Regions from separate parts of the Homo sapiens genome. Here region 1 is linked to region 2. The links are chromatin contacts, found by Hi-C or POLR2A ChIA-PET in ENCODE. All regions are on one chromosome and are shown on one strand. The core of a region is the stretch at or near the end of the contact, and the rest is flanking DNA. Distances in the headings are between cores, read along the strand shown.

Region 1 (5,400 bases), core at 1,584-4,083, 380 kb after region 2:
TCTAAGTATCCTTTCACTTAATACTCATTTTAGTGCTAAAACATTAGAGTTAGGTAGGTATAGGTGGGTAAATTTAGCCTTTTATTTAACTTATGTGTGAACCATTTCTGGGCTTTTCGTAGGTTTTACTTAAGCCTCCCACATTCTCATTTTTTTCCTTAACCCATTTCATGAAAGCAACTGATAAATGAGGTCACAAAGTAAGAAACTTAAAGAAGAATGGAAATAGGGCCATTGCAACTCTGAGACGGTAACACAAATTAACACACAGGGGTGAGGTATCAGTAAGAGGTCTGAGATAGTCCTCACAGGGCTTCAGAGAGAATTGCCTGGTTCTGGTGGCCCAGTGGCTAAGTCACGGGCTTTAAATCAGGAAGCCTGGTTCTTATCCCGGCGCCTCCACTAGCTTGCTCTGTGACGTTGGATGAACTGCTGAGCTCCTCTGTTTCTCAGTGGGAAAATGAGAATAGCACAATGTAACATCCAGTTATTCCAAGTAGAATGGTTGGGAATAAAAAGCAAAATATTTGCATAACACTTCAAGCATCCAGAAAGAAGGGTAATATTTAAATTTTCAGCATTACTTCTGTTCAGTGTGTACCTATCTTGGTGAAGATTCGTTAGATATTCTTTGTCAAAAATGAAACAAGCTGTACCTCCTGAACCATTAATTTAATTTTTTTTTTTTTTTGAGACTGAGTCTCATCTCTGTCACTCAGGCTGGAGTGCAGTAGCTCGATTTCGGCTCACTGCAACCTCCGCCTCCTGGATTCAAGCGATTCTCCTGTCTCAGCCTCCCAAGTAGCTGGGATTACAGGCATGTACCACCACGCCTGGCTAATTTTTTTGTATTTTTAGTAGAGACAGGGTTTCACCATGTTGGCCAGGCTGGTCTCGAACTCCTAACCTCAGGTGATCCACCTGCCTCAGCCTCCCAAAGTGCTGGGATTACAGGCATGAGCCATTGTGACTGGCCTGAACCATTAATTTTATAATCATCTGACTTACTGCTCTTGACACCTTTAAGATGGTTTTAAACTCAGTGTCTATTTTAGGGTAAGTCAAGGGTTCTGTTAATGATTTTGTTTCTTGCCCTTCCTAGACTTATAGATATTGTCCTCAACATAGAGGAATTTTTGCTATGCCTTCAGAGAAGTATAACTGACTTCCATAATTAAATGGATTTCTTTCTCAATGGGAGGGAATTTCTGCCATCTGACTAAATGCATAGAGTAGAAGGGATGGATTAACTAACAAGCTATTGTATAAACTGGAAGTGGAGTTTCTAGATACCTTGATTGTACTAGTGCTTCATATCATATTTTTCCCTGTATAGCAAAATTCAGTGGATACTGAGTAAAACTTTCATTTTTTTTCCAGGATAACTTCATTGGGTATCAAACAGGATTAACAAGTAATTTCAAGGTAGCGATTCTGAAGGAGGTGTGGGCTCTTCTCAGACTATGTTTTCTGCCTCTTTTGTATAGAATCGCTGCGAGAGTTGGTCACTTTATAGATTGACAGCGTGTTGTATTCCCATGGGTGAGGACTCCTGCCTATAGAAGGCCCTGATTTATAGGTTCAGAGGCCATCCTTAGAATGAGGGGGCTGAAAATTTCCTTCTCCAGGTGTTAGCCCAGAGCAGAGAGAAATGTGTTCAGTGGAGCCCACGGCAGTGGAACACATGGCTGCTTTGGAGAACCTGGGAGGCGGTGCGAGGATGTACAGCTGTACCCCGAGCAGTAGGTGTCACTGTAGTCAGTGGCTTTTACTCCTCAGAGCCTAAGGGGTTAATTGGGTCTGGTTTAGAAGGGCAGACAGAGGCCCATCTGTGCCCTCCAGAGTGTTGGGCTTTGTCTCTAGGGCACCAGTTGACTCCAATGAAAGACCCAAGTTGACTCCCATTTTTTTCTCTACGAACGAAAGAAGGATGCTTTCCCATTTATATTTTAGGGTCTAAGGCTAGGCTGTTAGATGTTATGCAGTGGGGTGGGTTGGGATGGATAAGTAGGTGAGATAATCCTTCTAAAGTTTGGCGGGAAGACCTAGAATAGAGGGGAAGGCAAATTCTATTAAGAGAAATGAAAGAATATGGAATAGCAGAATACATTTCCTTGTTGTTATTGGCAATGAGCCCTGTTATATTCAGGCAGTGTGAGCTTTCAGAACTTCTATCAGCATCCTTCTTAGAAATTTCCCTTTTACCACAAAGGAGGCAAAGGAAAAAAAAATCTTTCTAGCAGAGATGTTTCTCTGCTAGATTTCTCTTTTGCCACTTTCCACTCCAGAAAGTTAATTTTCAAATGCTAAAATGGATTTTAAGATTTAGAAATAGCTACTGTGTTGACTAATTAAAAAAAAAAATCCTGTGATTACGTAGCCAATTGCTTTTTCAAGTACACCCACTTTTACTTTTTCTTTTCTAGTAACACCCTGGTGTGAAAACAAAGTAAAACCGAGTAAACTCACTGTAGAATTTTAGATGCATCTTATCTCTTATTTTTTGCCTAGATAACCATCTTTCTCCCCACCCACCATCCAGGCAGCACAGTGTAGTCTGTCCTTTTAAAAAAAAAGGAAGGCAACATGTATGATTTATACGTAGATACTCATTAAAAATAACTCCTGTCCAGTCTTTGCTCTTCCCCCATAGCCTGCCTGTTGGTTGTTGTTAACACCCTGATTAAGCCTTGCTCTTAATAGTACAATATATTAAGCTCAGCCTGCTCTCTCTTCCCCCCTCCTCTGTTCTCCCTGTGAGTGAGTGGCTCGTTTTAAACCATCCGCACACTTGCTGAGCCAGGTGGCGTTGCTTCCTGCCTCTCCTGCTCGCTGTTGCTAAGTGAGAGGCACCATATCACACATAAAGCTGAACCAATAGCATCCTGACCCCCATAGGCTGGTAAAAGCTGAAGAAAGAGAATCCCACAGCGTTGTCTGTGACCGGTGGGTCCTCCTCTCCCTCCCACCTTTTCTTTTCCAACAGGAAAGGGAGGCGGCGAGGGAGATGGTAGGAGGAAGAGGGAAGAAAGAATGGGGGAGGTGAATCCTAATATGCCTTGCTGTACTTGCGATAAATGCCATTTTTTTTTCTTTGTGAAGAAAAGGAGTGGTAGCTTCTCTTGTGCAATCACAGAGCAGCAGATGCGCTTCTTTCTGCCCCCAAACTGCCTGTGTTGACAAAGCTCAAACTCTGAATAAAGACGTCTGTTGACCTGCATATCTGCTTTGCTCCTCTCTCTTTTTCTTTCTCTCTTGCTATGAATCTTTGAATCCCCACAGTTTTGCACATCTTGGCACCCCTGTTCATTCTTCCTCTTCACCTTTCTTGTTTCATTTCTGTCTCACAGTATTCTTTCCAGAAAGCATTTCCTTTGAATGTAAAAATTAGCAAAGTATTCCGTATATCGTCTTGTGAGGAAGTCATCAGATCATCCTAGGGAATGGGGCAAGGGAAGGGGAATATTTATAAAGGGGATTTTAAAAAACTCGTTACGATTTTCAGTCTTGGCAGGGTCTAAGCAAGCACAAAGTGAAATGTGAAAGGCTGTTCTTAACTGGATAACTGCCAGTATAGACAGCCAGTGGTATAGTTGAGATTATACAGAGGAAATGACCTTTCTCCTGTAATTACCTGGATATTTTTGGCAACATCAGACCCAAGTTACCTGGGTAATTATGGCTTTGTAGATCTGACCTTAGGACAAAACAGATTCCAGTTAAGTTTTCCATGGAAAACATTTGCTATCTTTGGTAATAAACCTAGTGAAGGCACCCACTGTTTTTGCAACCATGGGAAGCCCAGTTACAAGGAGACTTTCTTCAGTTCTATGCCCAGTAGGTTCCCAATAAATTTCTCCTGACCTTTTGGAGATGGCTTTATTATTTGGTCACTTGTATGCCTTTTGAAAAGATAACCTGTGTTTATTTCTGAATCAAGGGTATTGAGGTTTCCTGTAACCTCTTGCTGAATTTGCACATGTTTTGGGAAGATATCAAAAGAATGATATTCATCCTTAAACTGTCCATTTCCCTCAAGAAATTTCCCTTTCATTCTTGAAATACTGCCCTACTATTGGGCCAGAAATCCAGTCCACTCACTCAGGATCACACAGAAAAGTGATCATTAGTCTCCCACTCCACCTGCTTTTTCCCAGCGTTTACACTAACTTTTGTGTTTGTTTGAACCAAAACTAAAATGTCTTCGTAAAGGGACATTTAAAGGAAGTATGTGGGGTCAGATTAAGCAAAAGGGAATTCCTGGGGAAAAGCCTTACCAAATGTTGAGAACTGGAATGTTTTTGTTCTTGTCTGAAGAGCCTATCTTTTTCTTAGTATCACGAAGTTAAAGATGGCCATTGCCGCCAGCGCTGACTTACAATATTTAAAGCTAAAATTCACAGACAGTCTTCAAACTTCACTCCATTTAAGTTCAGTCTCCTCCAAGCTAAACCAGAGCTATTTACAGGTATCCAAATGCTTAGATCTGAGCAGCGCGTCCATCTTCTGCTGTGCCCATTTTGGGGGTGGGGGGTGGGTGTAAATATCAAACTCAAGCTCCAAGAGCGGGCAAAGAAGTTTAAAAATAAAGGACTGGCCGGCAAGTCCTGTAAAACTGGCTTGTCCTGCAGTTGGCCGGTTGGTTGGGATATTATTAGGTATTATTCATTCATCGCTCTTCTATTTTGTGCTCAGCCCTGTGCTGAGAGTTTGGAGCTGGAAGCTCAGCGTGAGCCACGTCCTGGCTCCGCGCCTTCATCTCTGGGTTGCAGCCCTCTCGGTTTCACCAACTTCATTATTCAGATACGGGCGCTGCAATTCCGCCAAGTAAACCTGCCAGGACCAGCTCCTCTTGCTTCTCTTCTTCCTGGTGTATAATTCTCTGCCTTGAAATCCCTGCTTCACACCCACCTCCGCTGCCCTGAATTTCCTAACTCAGCCAGCCAAGCACAAATCCCTCTAAGTCCCTCAGTGCGTTCCCCCCAAATCTGCACTTGCCCAACAGTCTGTCTAGGCACTAGCTATGACATCGCTCTGGATACCTGATCAGTCCTCTGCTTTGTCCCCCTGTGTCTTTGCTTAGGCGGCACCCTCCTTCCAGACCGTTTCTCCCCTGATCTCTCCCTGTGGAAATCTTGGCCTCAAAAGCCCATCTCAAATGCAGTTTCTTCACTGAAACCCTTCTCCCAGTCTCTCAGACGGCATCTTCCAGTCCTTCGAAACACCATGGCCACTTTTTTCCGACCTCTCCTTCAGAACTTTCCACCTTCTACTTAGAGTTGTCTTTACTGTTCCCTTGGTAGTACCAACAGCAGCTCAGAGGAGGTGTTTAGCCACTCTCCTATATTCCACACGAGCCTCTCTGCAAAATTGCCTCAAATAAATATATAATATATATAG
Region 2 (5,282 bases), core at 1,344-3,843:
GAGTTAAAACTTCATTCTGCATAGCTCTTTAATCCTGATAATCGAGGCATTTCCTATATTCTGCATTTTTCAAGTGGCAAGGTGTTGTGGAAAGGGCACAGGCTTTGAATCCTCACTCTGCATCTTAAGATCTGTGTGAATAAGTTATGTAACTGATCTGGGTCTATTTCCTCATAAGTAAAATAAGGATGATACCTGTGGGTCAATTGCATATAGCAACTTGCACATAGTAGAACATTAATAAAACACAGCTCTGATTTTGATTACAAAACAGGCTTCCAACAGGACATCACTCTGTTCCATCAAGGAGCATGAACCTTTCTGCTTTTTTTTTTTTTTTTTTTTTTTTTTTTTTTTGACACAATGTCTCACTCTGCCATCCAAGCTGGAGTGCAGTGGCACTATCTGGGCTCACTGCAACCTCTGCCTCCTGGGCTCATCCCACCTCAGCTTCCTCCCACCTCAGCTTCCCAGGTAGCTAGGACTACAGGCATGCACCACCATGCCCAGTTAAATTTTTTGTATTTTTTTGTAGAGATGGGGTTTCATCATGTTTCCCAGGCTGGTCTCAGGCAGCTCGGCTCAAGTGATCTACCTGCCTCAGCCTCTCAAAGAGCTGGGATTACATGCATGAGCCACCATGCCAGGTCACCTTTCCTGCTTTTTATGTTTTTCTAGATTTCTGATTACTCTAGTCCCTCCAATCTTGATTACATTGCCTTGGTCTCTTCCCAAATCTCTCTTCAACTTTGATGTGTCAGAACACTTCACGACTCTACCATTCAGCATTACATTCTGGGACTCCTCCGCTTGTATTATTAAACACTACATCACTCTCAAAAGCCATACCCCTTGTCTTATTTGCAGATTATTCTTTCTCCTCTGACATTATCACATTGTATTATTCTGATGAAAAGTTGCCTATTAAACAAATTATAAATATTATATTCAATCATCCTTTCAATAAGTGGCAAATAATTTTGGAGATATGTTAAGGCCTTAAATTTCAAGGTTAGAGATTAGATTTCATGCTGTGGGTAATGAAGGGTCATTGGAAACTATTGAATGAGCTGAGGATTAAACTACGAAGTGTAGGTGGGAGGCTCTGAAGGGGGGCAACTAGTTAGGTAACTCTGAACAACAGTTTCTAAAGTAGTGAGAATCTAAACTAGAGAAATGGCACAGGGACTGGAGGGGGTGAGGACCTCTTTTAGATGATTTTATGGAGTTAGAGTTTAATTTATGGAGGCAGTGAATGTAGCAGCCAAAGAGTAAAAAAATGTTCTCAAGGTTTTGAGTACTATGTGACCAAGAAGATACTACTAAATCTTGCAAAAATTCACTATTCTTACATTTTTAGTTTTCAGCTTCCTCACTGCAAACTTTGAATGGATCCTTTAAAAAATCCCTCTCTAGCAGTTCAAGTGTATTTGTTATGGGCCACAGAAGTATGTTGAATAATAGAAGTCAGAAGGACGGAAGAAAGAAATAAAGGGTATAATATTGTTACAAAGTATCTCAAACAAAATGTCTTTTTAACCAGTAAATTTTAACACTATCCAAACACTCTCCCAGAGATGACAAAGTCAAAAGTTTAGAAATGCTGGTCTTAATTAGTGAAGCAATGTGAAAAAACTCAGTGATCTTGACCCCTAGCCAATAATGATACGTTGTGCACGGAATGCCACCAAACCCTTAAGATTGAAACTCTTCAACAAGGGTCTTAGACTCACAAGTCAATTAAATGTTGTTAATTAATCTTCCAATAAAATTAAATTGTTATACCAAATTCAAAGTCAAGATTTACTATAAAATATTAAGTAGTAAAATTAATATTGATCCAATATATAAAAGGCAAAGCAGCTTGTGATTGCATAATCATAGCATAAACTACGTTTATGCTAAGATTTATTTCAATGTGTTTGAAACTACAGGCTCTGAGAGAGACAGGCCTGATTTACATCCCGTTTCCACTGTTTACATGTTGTGTAACTTCGAGCAAGTTGCCATCAGTTTCATCACCTGGGTTGCCACGAAGGTTAAACAATGAATGTAAGCCCCTTAGAGCACAATGAACACAATAAATGTTAGCAGCTCTTATTAATAGTGTTGTTCGAGAGAAAAAGAACATATTGTTTTATATACAATGTATTTATTAACACTTAACGCATCTGTATTTGTCATATACACACACCAGACAGGAAAGCTCCTTATTAATCACCATGACTGCAGATCTGTTAACATCTAGAACTCTGGAGAAAACCTAGAGCCCTAATCTTGCTGCACTTATTACTGGACGTTGTTCATAAATATGATTTACATAAAATTCAGGACCCAATCATTGCGCAACAGGAGGTAGCACGGTCTGCAGAGAGGGCGGGAGCTCAGAGGAGGAAAAGTCTTCGGACTTGCAGGGGGAATTCCTCCTGGGCTAACCCGGGAGCGGGGTCCAGGCCACAACCGGCCGGCGGCGGCACAGGCTCCATGTGCGGCTCCCCCTGGAGGCGGTTGAGCCCCTCGGAGCAGGAGCGCGTAGCACACACCTCGGGCCGCCACCGCCTCCCGCCCGCCACCGCACGCGCACGCGCGGTTAGTAGTCGCTGCTGCGCGGCCGCCGGCGGGACTGGTCTGAAGAGACGCGGGGACCAAGTGGCAACGACTTGGACATCTGAGCTGTCACTGCCGAAAACAGGCCGCAAGAGAGGTGCGTGAGCAGCAGGCCGCGTTCCCGCTGTCCCGCTGCCCTTTGCGCGCAGATTGGGGTGAGGAAGCGGAGTCGTTGCTGCTTCCCCCAGGCACCCCGTTACTTTGCCGCCAGAGGGCTGAACCGGTCGGGGCCAAGTGAGGGTGGATGTTGAGTCTGGCGATGGGGCTGCAGCGAGCTAGGGTCTTGACTGGGCTCTGGCGGCCCCGTGGGTGGACGCAGGAGGTGGTGCCACCTGGGACCCTTTGTGTCTTCAGCACCGCCGCATCCACCTGCTGCGCCCGGGCTGGGGCGGACGAGCACGGGGACAGCTAGGTGCCTAGCCCGGCCGGCCTCCCCTGCGGGCTTGAGGAGCCACCGGGAGCCGAGGCCGTTATTCCAGCGGTTGCCATTGCAGCCCCGTTCCACGCTTGAGCCCGGGGCGCTCTCCCAATGGTTGTAGAGGGGGCCCGGGGCGCGTCTGGGCGCTGCTCACTCTGCTGACTGCTCCTTACAGAAACCCAAACGAGATCAAAATAGGCTCGGCTGTCTCAGTCTCCACCTATGTGGAAGCGAAGGGACCCCACTTCACGGCGGTGGGGCCAGGGACTGTTGGCCGCTCCCTCGATACCCGCGCAGAGCCCATTGTGCGCCGCCGGGGGGCGGGCGAAAGGGCTGGGTTGAATCCAGAGAGGCCCTAATTACTAGACTCATTATCGCCCCAGGCCTGTTTACCATCAATCAGACACTTTCGCTGATTTTATTTATAGCATCTGCCCAAGCAACAAAGAGGAGGTGTTTGCTTGGGAGTTAAAAGCAAATGGCAACCAAAGCTCAGGACTGGGAGAGAAAAGGTAAATAACGTGGCCACAGGAAGAAGTCTCAAATTAGAAAAGAGTTCATTAACGTATAAACTTTTTGTTGCTTAAAAGCAGGCAAAATCCCGATCTCATCTGATGATTTTGCTTGTTTTACAAATGTCGACATCACTCGAGGTAGCCCTCCTTTGGGTCATTGTAAGTTTGACCTGTTTTCAGTTTGGAGTTTTGCCTTCACGTCTTATTGGTTTGATCTTCCAGTAACATTTAGATCTCATCTCCAAATCCTCAGAACAAGATATTCTGTACTCTCTGTCTTAGCTAGTTGATAAGGTTAATTATTGTGTGTAAATGATGTAAGTATGTTGATGCATTTGTCTAGAAATTGAAGTGTTGTAAGTTAGCTGTAGTACTTTTTAAGTACCTAATAAATACTGGTGTTTTTAAATAGAAAACTAGAATTATGAACTTTAAAGAATCTTTGGATTGTCTAGTTCACGTCACAAATGAGAAAACAGGCCCACAGCAGTTTTTATCACTTGTCTTTTTAATAATAAAACTAGAAACTTGGTGCGATTGTGCCATGTTGGGTGTACTTTTTATTATATCATTCTACATTGCATTCCTGAAGCCACATGACAACTAAAACTTTAAGTAATAGGTGATTGTCAAACACCACTTCTGGAATATACCAGTGTTGGTCGGATCCTCAGTCAGCCATTAAAACTGAATAACAGCAGAAAGGCATCGCAGTTATAAGAAATAGCATGTACAAAAAGTGTGTTAAATAGGTGTGTTGAGAGTGAAAGAAGGCCCGGCGCGGTGGCTCACGCTTGTAATCCCAGCACTTTGGGAGGCCGAGGCGGGCGGATCACCTGAGGTTAGGAGTTGGAGACCAGCCTGACCAATATGGTGAAACCCCGTCTCTACTAAAAATACAAAAATTAGCCGGGCATAGTGGCGCGCGCCTATAATCCCAGCTACTCGGGAGGCTGAGACAGGAGAATCGCTTGAACCAAGGAGGCAGAGGTTGCAGTGAGCCGAGATTGTGCCACTGCACTCCAGCCTGGGTGACAGAGCAAGACTCCATCTCAAAAAAAAAAAAAAAAAAAAAAAAGGAATTACAAAAATGTGTCACAGAAACATAAAGTGACTATAGTGTTGGAAAAATGGCAGCTGTAGACTTGTTCAATGCAGTGTTGCCAGAAACCTTCAATTTGTGAAAAATGCAATAAATCAACGTGCAGTAAAATGAGGTATGCCTGTATGTACACACACACACACACACACACACACACACACACACACACCCTATTGATTCTGCTTCTCTGATGAACTCTGACTAATAAAATGACTCTCCTCCAAGTAATGATTCAGGGATTCTGCAACTTCCTACCTTGGAATTTTGCCGTTTTCAACCATGACCTTCAAAATTGCTTGCATCAAACCAGAAGGGGAAAGATCATAAAGAATTATAATTCATAATTATAGGAAGTTTTTATGGGCAAGGGCTGACAATGGCATACAGGTCTTCTATTTACATTCTGTTGGCTGGAACCAGGTAATGGTCACATCTAGTGCCAAGGAAATTACCCTTGTGATCAGCCAGCAACTTCTCCCACACTATACAACACATATTGCATATCCTGTGATTGTCTTTTCTTTGTGTGCCTTACTTACCTTTGATGTGACAGTGAGCATTACTTCAATACCAGTACATGAGCTGCACTTTATAATTTGTAATTTGGGGGTGGTAGTGGAGATCCAGTAGGGTTTTTAGG

The links. A loop is a pair of places that touch in the nucleus more often than their neighbours do. ChIA-PET counts read pairs that join two places held with the same protein, here RNA polymerase II (POLR2A). Pooled maps may share reads with other maps.
Region 1: a loop to region 2 is called in a pooled map, with 3 times the contacts of the local background. The contact joins the enhancer-like site here to the promoter of CLGN in region 2. A Hi-C loop is called at or near these places in 1 of 50 pooled maps. POLR2A ChIA-PET finds 5 or more read pairs at or near these places in 2 of 52 experiments (H1 and WTC11).

What each region holds. Positions count from the first base shown.
Region 1 is chr4:140,046,849-140,052,248 of GRCh38, reverse strand. The region is part of intron 1 of MAML3 (mastermind like transcriptional coactivator 3); the gene reads left to right. The region is part of intron 1 of LOC124900783 (a long non-coding RNA gene); the gene reads right to left. Among named protein-coding and RNA genes, the nearest start is that of MAML3-AS1, 78 kb to the left of the region's middle. RefSeq lists enhancers at 2,414-2,949, 2,950-3,486. Within about 2 kb of position 2,833, at least 29 of the 41 ENCODE cell types and tissues checked have a DNase peak (open chromatin) inside an H3K27ac peak, as active enhancers do.
Region 2 is chr4:140,424,959-140,430,240 of GRCh38, reverse strand. CLGN (calmegin) reads left to right here and starts at 2,593. Exons shown (of 15, transcript NM_004362.3): 1 at 2,593-2,704. RefSeq lists an enhancer at 3,387-3,436.